Regions from separate parts of the Mus musculus genome. Here region 1 is linked to region 2. The links are chromatin contacts, found by Hi-C or POLR2A ChIA-PET in ENCODE. All regions are on one chromosome and are shown on one strand. The core of a region is the stretch at or near the end of the contact, and the rest is flanking DNA. Distances in the headings are between cores, read along the strand shown. Region 1 overlaps Hunk (hormonally upregulated Neu-associated kinase). Region 2 holds the start of Hunk (hormonally upregulated Neu-associated kinase).

What was found. Hi-C counts contacts between places; a loop is a spot of excess contacts on that map. ChIA-PET counts read pairs that join two places held with the same protein, here RNA polymerase II (POLR2A).
Region 1: a map of left cerebral cortex shows a loop between it and region 2 (4-fold over the local background). The contact joins the enhancer-like site here to the promoter of Hunk in region 2. A Hi-C loop is called at or near these places in 3 of 37 maps with a recorded cell type or tissue (Patski, left cerebral cortex and mouse trophoblast stem cell). POLR2A ChIA-PET finds 5 or more read pairs at or near these places in 3 of 5 experiments (Patski and embryonic stem cell).

What each region holds. Positions count from the first base shown.
Region 1 is chr16:90,420,420-90,425,327 of GRCm38, forward strand. All of the region lies in intron 1 of Hunk (hormonally upregulated Neu-associated kinase), which reads left to right. Among named protein-coding and RNA genes, the nearest start is that of Hunk, 36 kb to the left of the region's middle. Within about 2 kb of position 1,978, at least 1 of the 3 ENCODE cell types and tissues checked has a DNase peak (open chromatin) inside an H3K27ac peak, as active enhancers do.
Region 2 is chr16:90,383,107-90,387,769 of GRCm38, forward strand. Hunk (hormonally upregulated Neu-associated kinase) reads left to right here and starts at 3,291. Exons shown (of 11, transcript NM_015755.2): 1 at 3,291-3,610. The coding sequence starts at 3,350.

The DNA.
Region 1 (4,908 bases), core at 728-3,227, 36 kb after region 2:
CCATGTGATGGATAGAAACAGAGAAGGCTCAGAGTGAGCGCTATGCTTGCAGCCTTGCAGGAGGCTAGCCCAGATGGAATGTTCTGGAGGCTAGCCCAGATGGAATGTCCTGAAAGAAGAAACTTGGTTGTGAGCAGGAGGAAGGAGGAAGGGATTCAGTCGCTGAAGCAGTAGATGATGACAACATAGAGTCTCAGAGAACCCAGGGGACTCTTCTAAGGGAGGTTTAGGCACAGTTACCATCGTAAGGATGGTGTGTAGGGAGTGTGGAGTGCAGAATGCCCACCTTGGGGTATCCTTGGGTTGCTGCTAATCTCAGTGAACGAGTTCGGTGGACTGGGAACTGTAGCTATACAGAGCCCACCCATTGCCCTTTGCCTTTGTTGGGTCTCTTTGCTTTCCACTCGTATAATCTAGGCTTCCCTTATGTAGCCATTGGTGTAGACTCTGGATCATATGGGGTCTGAGTCAGAAAAAAAAAGGGACAGAAATGAGGGCTGAGCAGCGAATGGGGATCGAGAACGCAATATTTTAGCTACGGCGTTTATGGATTTCCCTCAGAGGCCAAGTGTGGGGAATGCCCAGAGAGATTGCATGGCCTCCACAAAACGTGTATCAATAGTACTTCATCTTCCTGTCAGAGGCCCCAGTTTCCTGAGTCCTACTATGTGCACACTCAGGTTGACTTGGCAGTCTTTTATCATGGCTTACAAAGGCAACAATCTTCTTAAGGAAGAAGGCAGGCTCTGGGGAAGAATTACAAGCCCCACGCAGGCACCCATGTCTGCAGTCCAGCCTTGGCCCTGCTAGCTCTGTTTTTTTTTTCCCCCAGTCCAACAGGATCTAGTTTCTTCTTTCCCACCAGCAGGGTGTGTTTCCAGGGTGATTTGCCCAATAAATTAGAACCGCAGTGGAGTGTGTACAAAGTAACCCCGGGAAAGTAGCTTCCGAACTCTACGGGGTGGGCGTGGGAGGGCTTCCCAGCCCTGCAGTGGCTGATTATTCTTTTTCCCTCTTAAAATAGAGTCAAGGCTTTTGCTTCTGCCCAGTGCCAGGTATGGCAGCTGTCGGGGAGGTTGGTTCTAATGAGCTCTGTGGTTTCTTCTAGGGGAAGGACATTTTTTTTCCCCACTCATTTTTAATACTGGAAGGGAAGACACTTATCCCCCTCATTTACAAAGAGATGAATTTTAGCTTGCAGCCACAGTGGGGGGTTGGGGTGGGGGAAGGCCAGCAGGGAGACAGGGGGTCAGGAGCAGTTGTGTTCAGCTACATAAACAGCAGCAATTAGTGGGTCCCTGTAAAAGGCAGCCATGCGCGTTTGCTGTCTGGCATCTCTTTCTCTGGGAATCCGAGCAGCGCTGAAATTAATTACGAAGGTGGCAAAGGGATATTTTCTGCTTCCTGTTAAATAATTCTCATCCACACAGGGGCACGTTCCAGTCGGATGCGTGTACACACAGGTTCTGGGGAAAGAAGGCATGAAGCCAATTGATTTTCAAAACTTCCCACTGGGTCATGTTATTCAAGCCAGTTTTCAGTCACTTTCTATGGAATTCTGGCTGGGGCTGGAGAGGCAGAGCCCCAAGGCCATTGTCATTTTTCCTTTTCTGGCTTCTTTAGGGGTGTGGGAGAACTTCTCTTTTGCTGATTTCCTGCGGCAGGTCACCCAGATTCTACTGTGTGTAATGAAGTTTACAAGGGCACCGCTATCAACTCCTTAGTTTGCTTAGGGTTCATAAGAAGCCTGGGATGGGCCGGGTAAACAGCCCTGGCCTTTGCTTTCTCATGGTCCAGGCCTTTGCTTTAAGTCTAGACGCAGAGGCTTGGTTTCTCCCGAGGCCTGCCGTCATCCTGCAGATGGCTGTCTCCTTGCGTGTCCTTACATGGCCTCCCTTTGACTGTCCTGACAGGGATGGCAATGTGGTAAAGAGACATCAGTGCCCCTCCTCTCGGTGAGCAGGAGATTTCCACAATGGTTTCCTCCACGCTGGCGTCTCTCCAGGACTCTTAGGCTGAGGAAAAGAAAAATCTGCAAGACTGTGCCAGCCAGAGGGGAAGCTTGCCGCCCAGAAAGAGACTTCTCGCATCTGACTGTGTATCAGACCCCATGAAGGAGAGACCCCGAGCTGAGTCAGGGATGGCCCAGGGATGGGTGGGACACCTCTGGACCAGGACAGCTTTGCATGTCTCTTGAGTTGTATTTAAACCCAGCCCTCTTTCAGGACCTCCCGGACGGGCATGGAGTTCACTTGGAACTCTTTATTTCTTAACTCTTTATTTCTTCCCCTGTCTAATGTGGTCAAATCGAGTCAATCTCTTTCCTGTGTTCATTATGGTTCATTGGCCTATCGAGGATGCTGGGCTAGCTTGTTAGGGCTACCAGGACCCAGGCTGGGACCTTAACTGTAACATTACTTGTGCCCATGACCGGTGTCTCTCTCTTATGAACTCATTAGCGTTCTTGGATTGAAGATCTACTCTTTTAACCTTGAGTTCCCTTCTCCCGAATGTAGTCACACCGGAGACTCAGCCCATACATTACTCAATCTAAATAAGTTCGAGTTTTCAGAATTTTCTCCCTTTAACCAAGTGCACTTGGATTCATTCATTCATTCATTCATTCATTCACTTGAGTGCCTTCTGTGTGTGGCAGGATACTAAGAATGTGGCAGGAAAGGAAGGGACCTTCTCTCCTAGGCTTGCGTGGCTCTCTCAGAGCCTGTCTGCAGTGAGTGCCAATGGCTTGCAGAGGTGTTAAGTGCCTTGGAGGTGGGAAGATAGGACAGAGGTAGGGGTTCTGAGCCCACAGGCGGCCTTGCTAAGAGGGAACATTTGCTCCAAGTCTCCTGAGGTTTGGGAGTCAAGGCCCCTGGAGCAGTGTTCCTGTGTAGCCTGAGGAAAAGCAGGAGTCAGTCAGTATGGCAGCTGGGGGAGGCAGGACAGATAGGAGTGGTTGAGGTGGGGCTGTGCAGGCAACATTAGGGCATTGGCTCTTCTTGGAGAAGTGGGGAGTCTGCATTCAGGTGTATTCACATGGACCCGGTGCTCTTGAGAAGGTAGCAGGTGACTCAGATAAATCTGGGGCATAGAAAGACTACTTGGCTGAGATCCACCCACCTACCTATCCCTCCACCCATCCATCCATCTATTTACCCATCCACTGTCCATCCATCCATCTGCCCATCCATCCATCTACCCATCCACTATCCATGCATGCATGCGTGCATCCACCCATCTGCATACAAACACCTTTTGTCTACCCACAGCATCCCTTCATCCATGCTCACATTCCAGTCTTCCCTCATTCTTAGTTCTTGCTGACTTTATTAAGCACAAGGAAGCCAAACACAATTTCTGCCTCTGTGAGTGTGTGTGTGTGTGTGTGTGTGTGTGTGTATGTGGGGGTGTATTTCAGTCCCTCTTTTTCTCTCTCCCTGTCCCTCCCTCACCTCTCTCTGTGTGTGGCTTGGAAGTGTTGGGAGGAGAGTGTAACCTGAGTCTGAGAGTGGAGTGGGAGCTGGGAGTGAAGTGTGTGTGGGAGGAATTTCCAGGCCAGGGTGAGCGGGGACCAGAGCTGAAGGCAAGGATATGATCAGGGCAGTGTGACCCAGGGCAGTGTGGTGGGGAGGGGTGGAGGGAGGGGGACTTAGGAGGTGGAGCTGGCAGGCCTTGATGATTAATTAGGGATGGAGAGTTAGGGATGGGAGGGAGAGTGGAGAGAGAAGTAGAGGAGGCTGCCAGTTGGAACAGCCTGTGGATACGTGGAAGATACACAGAGGTGACAGACAGTGTTGAGTGGCCTTTGGATGATCCACACACAGATGGCTGCAAGCACATTACCGCTCATATGAAGCAGAGCAGTGCTGTCAGCCATAGCTTGTGGACATCATTAGACCTAGGGCAGTAGAGGAGGGGGACATGCACGTCTCTTAGGTGAGAAAAGTGACCTGAGACCTCAGGTCCAGAGACCCCGAGGCTCTGGTGGAAGGAGAAGCTGGGGGTGCTGTGCCTGGGGGAAGGGAATTGGGGTCCTGAATTAGGTCCTTAGTGTACTAGGGACTGGACGGGGACAGTTGCAGAAAATGGAGTTTGTATTGCAAGGGCTTCCTGCCTCCTGCTTTTTATCTTCTCTTGAGCAAAACACAAAAGCCATGACAGGAGTCTGGCAACTGTTCTGTCAAGGGCTCATTTGTCTCTCCAGCAAGCTAGACACGGGCGGGGCTTATAATTCCTTCTCCATTATTGAAATCATCGAGGAAGGCTTGAGAGGCCCAAGCCACCGGGTGGTACACAATCCGAGGTTCTGAAGTCTCATGCCCGGCTTGGATCCCGAGTGTTGCCAGTGCTGAACCTGTGTTGCTTGTGGCAAGCAAATTGAGGACAGGAGAGGGGCTCTGAGCACTGCCTCAGTCTTGGTGATTCAGCCCTAGGTTCTTGTTCTTACTGTGGGGGACCCTGGAGTGATAATGTTTGGTGGCCCATCTGTCTGTTCGGGCTCCGTAAAGGTATCCCATAGACTATGTAGCTTAAACACCACACATTTATTTTCTTGTGGTTCTAGAAGGTTAAGATTGGAAGTGCTGACAAGGTTTCACCTCAGGCCTGTCTCTCTCTTTGCAGTGTCCTCCCGTGGCCTTTTCTGTATGTAACTAAGAAAGAGACACACCTGACCTTCTGGTCTGTTTTCGTATGGGCTGGTTAGCGCCCCGCCCCTGTGACTGGGTTTTACTTGTAATCTCCTCTTTCAAAGCCCTGTCTCCAAATACAGTCACACTGAAGCTATGGCCTCAACTTACCTAAGGAAGAACAATTCATTTTATAACAGTTGGTAATTTCAAACCACTGCAAATAATTCGAACCTCTCCCTACACACAAGCTTGCGAAGCCGTGACTCAGTGATGGCGT
Region 2 (4,663 bases), core at 2,041-4,540:
GTCTTGTAGCTGGGCATACCGTGGGAGCACACCAACAGTGTCTCAGCCATATGGAAGGAGGAACAGGAGAGAAGGAAGAGCAAGAAGGAAGCGGCTGGCACAAGTCAACTGAGCCAGCTTCCCCGGGGTTACCTGGCCTCTGGTAATGAATGATGATATTTTGAAAGGGTTAACTCCACCAGGTTTGAGAATGGCCTCTCTTTGATAAATGATTAAATCGGCTGAGTCCCCAAAGGCAACACTGTAGCAGTACCTTTAGAAAGTCATTTGTAACATCAAACTGAGGGCAGATGGGGGTCTTGCTGTCCTCAAGCAAGAAACTGTCACTGGACACTCTGGAACTGATTGCCTTTTTGCACTCAGTCAACAAATACTCTTTAGACAGGTCTGCAGCTCAGACACTATGCTGGGTACCGAAAGGGCAAAATGCAAACCAAACAGGCACAGCCCCTGTCCACTGAGTCTAAAAAGAAAGACAGCCAGTAAGCAACATGGAGGATAGAAGGCAGATGCGAAGCTGAGTGGAATGCCCTGAGAAGAACCGAGGGTCCATCATCTATGGCAGCTCGTTGGTTGGGAAGGACTTCTTCTAATGGAACACATATGTTGGGTGAAAACCACCCAGAAGCAGCAGTTGGAAACTCTCTCTCTCTCTCTCTCTCTCTCTCTCTCTCTCTCTCTCTCTCTGATGTGATGTGATGTGCATCTGAGTGCAGGTGCCTTTGGAGACTAGAAAAGAGCCTTTGATCCCCTGAGCCTGGAGTTACAGGCCATTGCAAGCAAATTAATATAAATTCTGGGAATTGAACTCTGGTCCTCTGGAAGAGCTGTGTATGCTCTTAACCATTGAGCCATCTCTCTATTCCAAAGACAGATAACCTGTAACGCCTAGAGGAACCCTACAAGCTTGCAGGGGGTGGGTTGGGGGTTAGTAGAGGCTCTTCAATGGCAGGTGACTGGTCCTCTGCCCTGTACTTCTAGAATTCCTCCTGGGAGAGTGATCCAGTATCTCGTGTGCTTATTCGTCTTATGAAATGAAGCTCTGGCCTTATTGAGCAAGGCCACTTTAGACAGTAGAAACTGTAATTCAAAAACCAGTTACTAAGCTCAGGCAGGGGTAGGATTTGAACTTCTCTTTCCCTTTGGCATCCATCCCAGCCAATAGAATCAGCAGTGTGCTTGGACCAGACCCAGATAGCAGGAGGCTTGAAGATTTAAGGGGCCTGTGTTTTCTCTCTTCTTCACCCATTTCCTGACCTCTACCCTGGGAGGGTATAATCAAAACATTAAGAGGAAAGAAAGTCACTATTTTATCATAAGTGACTTCCACTACTTATGAAGCACCGTCCCCTGCCTTCCCCCCACCCTCCCCCTCCTCCCCCTTAAACGATGAGTACTCTCTGGGATTTGCCTTAAATTGCAACAAATGAATCTCTAAATTTTCACAAAGAGCTAATTTCCTAAAATTTAATTAATGCAATATTGGGAAACTTTAAATCCTTTCCTGAAGGAAATGGGCTTCACCCCCAAAATGGGCTTTATTCTCCCCACACTTTGAACCTAGCATCTTCTCCCTCTCCCCACTTCCTGCCTTTAAAAAATTCAATTACTGAATTAGAAACGTGAAAATGTTTGGATGAGCCCTGCAGAAACTGTAGGAGCTAAGGCGTCCCTCAAGTACAGCAAGAAAGCAGTGGAAAGCTTGTCTTTAACGTAGGAAATCCAGAGCAATGAGACCCCAACCCAAGACAAGACTAGACTCGGTCATAATAGCAAGGGTGGAGACTCACAGCTTATGCGTGGTTCAAACCAACAGATGCCTGAACTTGAAAAACGGTCATTTTGGGGGTTACTTTCTAGATAGGCCAGGAAAGGGATCTTCCCCGCCCCAAGACTGGATGGGTGACAGCTGTGTCCCCTCCCCCACCTCAGAGCATAAATGTGGATCGATGATGTCATAACTGTTTACTGCGGGGTAAACAATGAAATGAACTTTGTTAGGACCGAATCCTCCCTTTGAGCTCAGATGATGTGTGATCAGAGGTTAAATTTGCATTAGACGCGGGCACCTCAACAGGTCGCATTTTGGAAAGCCCTCTCCGCATCCTTTTTGTGTGTGTGTGTCTCTCATTTCGCTTCAGGAATATATTGGGGATCCTGGAGAATAATGGGTAGGTGTCTCAGGCTGTTTATGTTTATTGTTTAGGTGAAATCAGTGCACTCACAGAGCCCGCAGAATAAAAGCATTCAGGAGCAGTGAGGCTCCGGTCCGGTCCGGTCCGGCTCACCCTGCAATACATCATCTCTAAGGAAAGCAGAGAGGGGGCAAACGAACGCGCACAAGCAGCAAACGCCCTGGTTCCTACGCTGCCGCCACTACTGTTAGCTGTGGCGGCTGCTTCTCCACGGACAACAGCAATCGAGTATGTGTGCGAGCCCCGACACATAGCCTGCTAGGTACCCACCCACCCATCTTCCATAGTCCCTACTGTGTGCCAGGTTCTGGGTTGGGTATCCAACTCTGCTACAGTCCAAAGCTTCTCTTTCTCTTTCCCCTGCCTATGGTGGGTGCTGTTGGTGAGGACATTCACTCTCGAAAGGGCCAGAAAGCTCAAGCTCAGAACCTGCGCGATCCGCACCCCGGGAGGCAGCAGGTCTTGGGCAGCCCAGGAGCGCGCGTCTACGCGGCCGCGCGGGGTCCCCCTGTCTGGCGCTCAGGTGGCTTCGCCGCCCACTCCGCCGCTCCCTTCCCCTCCCCTCTCCAGCGAGGGTCGAGTTCGGCTGTTGCGCGCGGGGAAGGAAGGAGGGGCTACGAGGGATTTGAAAGTGCTCAAGCTGCGGAGTGGAGCTCGCTTCTGTCCCCGCCGCCCGCGAGCGGATTAAATTTCTGCAAATTCAAACTGAATGGGGCTTTCTTCTGCTGCCTTCCAGAGGGCGCCTGCAGCCCGCCGCGCGCTCCTCTCCGGCGGGAGCGGCCCCGGGGAGCACCGCTGAGGACCCGGCGGGCCAGAGGGCGGCGGCGCCCGGGCTTGGGGGACTCCGCCACCGGACTGTGCCCCTCTCGGACCAGCAGCCGCTGTTCCCTCTCACAGCCGATCGGGGCACCAGACGGGACCGCGGGCGCGATCTGGGCGATCGATCCTCGGAGGACGAACTTCTCGGGGGCGGGTCCCCGGTCGCCCGGTCGCCAGCTATTGTCTGCGCGCGGCGCTAGCACAGAGGCGCGGGGGGCGTGAGCACAGAGACCCGGGCCGGGCGGGGCCGGGTCCAGGGCGGCGGCAGGAGGAGCCAGGGCAGCCCCGGGAGCCGGAGGAGGAGCGGCTGCGAGCGCGGGAGCCGAGCGAGCGCGATGCCGGCAGCGGCGGGGGACGGGCTCTTGGGCGAGCCGGCGGCACCGGGGGGCGATGGAGGCGCGGAGGACACGACCAGGCCGGCGGCGGCCTGCGAGGGAAGTTTCCTGCCCGCCTGGGTGAGCGGCGTGTCCCGCGAGCGGCTCCGGGACTTCCAGCACCACAAGCGCGTGGGCAACTACCTCATCGGCAGCAGGAAGCTGGGAGAGGGCTCCTTCGCCAAGGTGCGCGAGGGGCTGCACGTGCTGACGGGAGAAAAGGTGAGCTGGGGTGCGCGGGCCTGGCGGGAGGACCCGGGAGCACTGTCCCGCGAGCACTCAGCCTGGCTCTCCAACCCAGTGTGGCTAGACGCACGCTCAGGCTCTCCTAGTGGGCCACCGGGCACCTACTGATGGATGATGGTGGTGATGGGCTCACGTTCGTGGGGTGGGGTACCCGGGCAGATAGATGTACCCGCGAAGCTACCCCGCACCGTCTTTCTGTTTTGTTTTGGAAGGGTGCCGCCTGGCGGACGCCAGGGAAGGGAGGGGAGAGGTGGCGGTGGAGGGTCCTGCGGTAGGGGCATGGATCAGTGCAGAGGCGGGAACTAGATCCAGGCTGGGGTTCAGCTTTGCCTGTGGAATGTGCGGCGGCGGGAGAGCAAGGCAGCCAGTCTGAGGTTGCTTAGAGTTTCATCCCTCCTGGGCTCAGGCGAGGACGTGGAGGGGAGTTGGGGCCCTGTAAGCTCCCCTCTCCCCCCGTGTGGGCTGGGGCAACTGTTGGAGTAACGATCCTGCTTTTGGCAGGTGCAGAACTACACAGGCCCTGGACTCTAGAAGTTTGCAGATACCTTTTCATCTTTCTAGAAGACAGTAAAGGAAAGGGGCCCCTCCCCCACACCCGGAGGGACTCTACTTCGACCTAATTAGAAGTGAGAGAGTGAACTCTTGCCAGGCCGGGTGCGGGCAGATCTCAGGTGTTAACTTAGATTTGTGAAAAGAAACCCAAGAAGCTGACTTACTTTTGAGGCTGGGTGGCCTCAGGCAGGGAATTGCTCTGGGCTGCCAAACTGGTATCTTTGTAGGGACCCAATACTCTAATCACCCAGGCTGGGGGTTGTCCGCGCGGGCGGAGGAGGGGAACTCAGCCGGTCCTAGCAGCAAATAGCCCAAGGGCCAAGCCCTCGGGCCTGCTGCTCTGGGTTTCCTTGCCCAGCCTAGGGGTTTGTGACAGTGATGAACTGTGAGAAGTCTGGTGACAGGCCAGGGCCACCACACTAGTCATTTTCTAGCCTCTGGATACCTTTGATTTCCTCTTGGTTTCTGTTGTCCTGG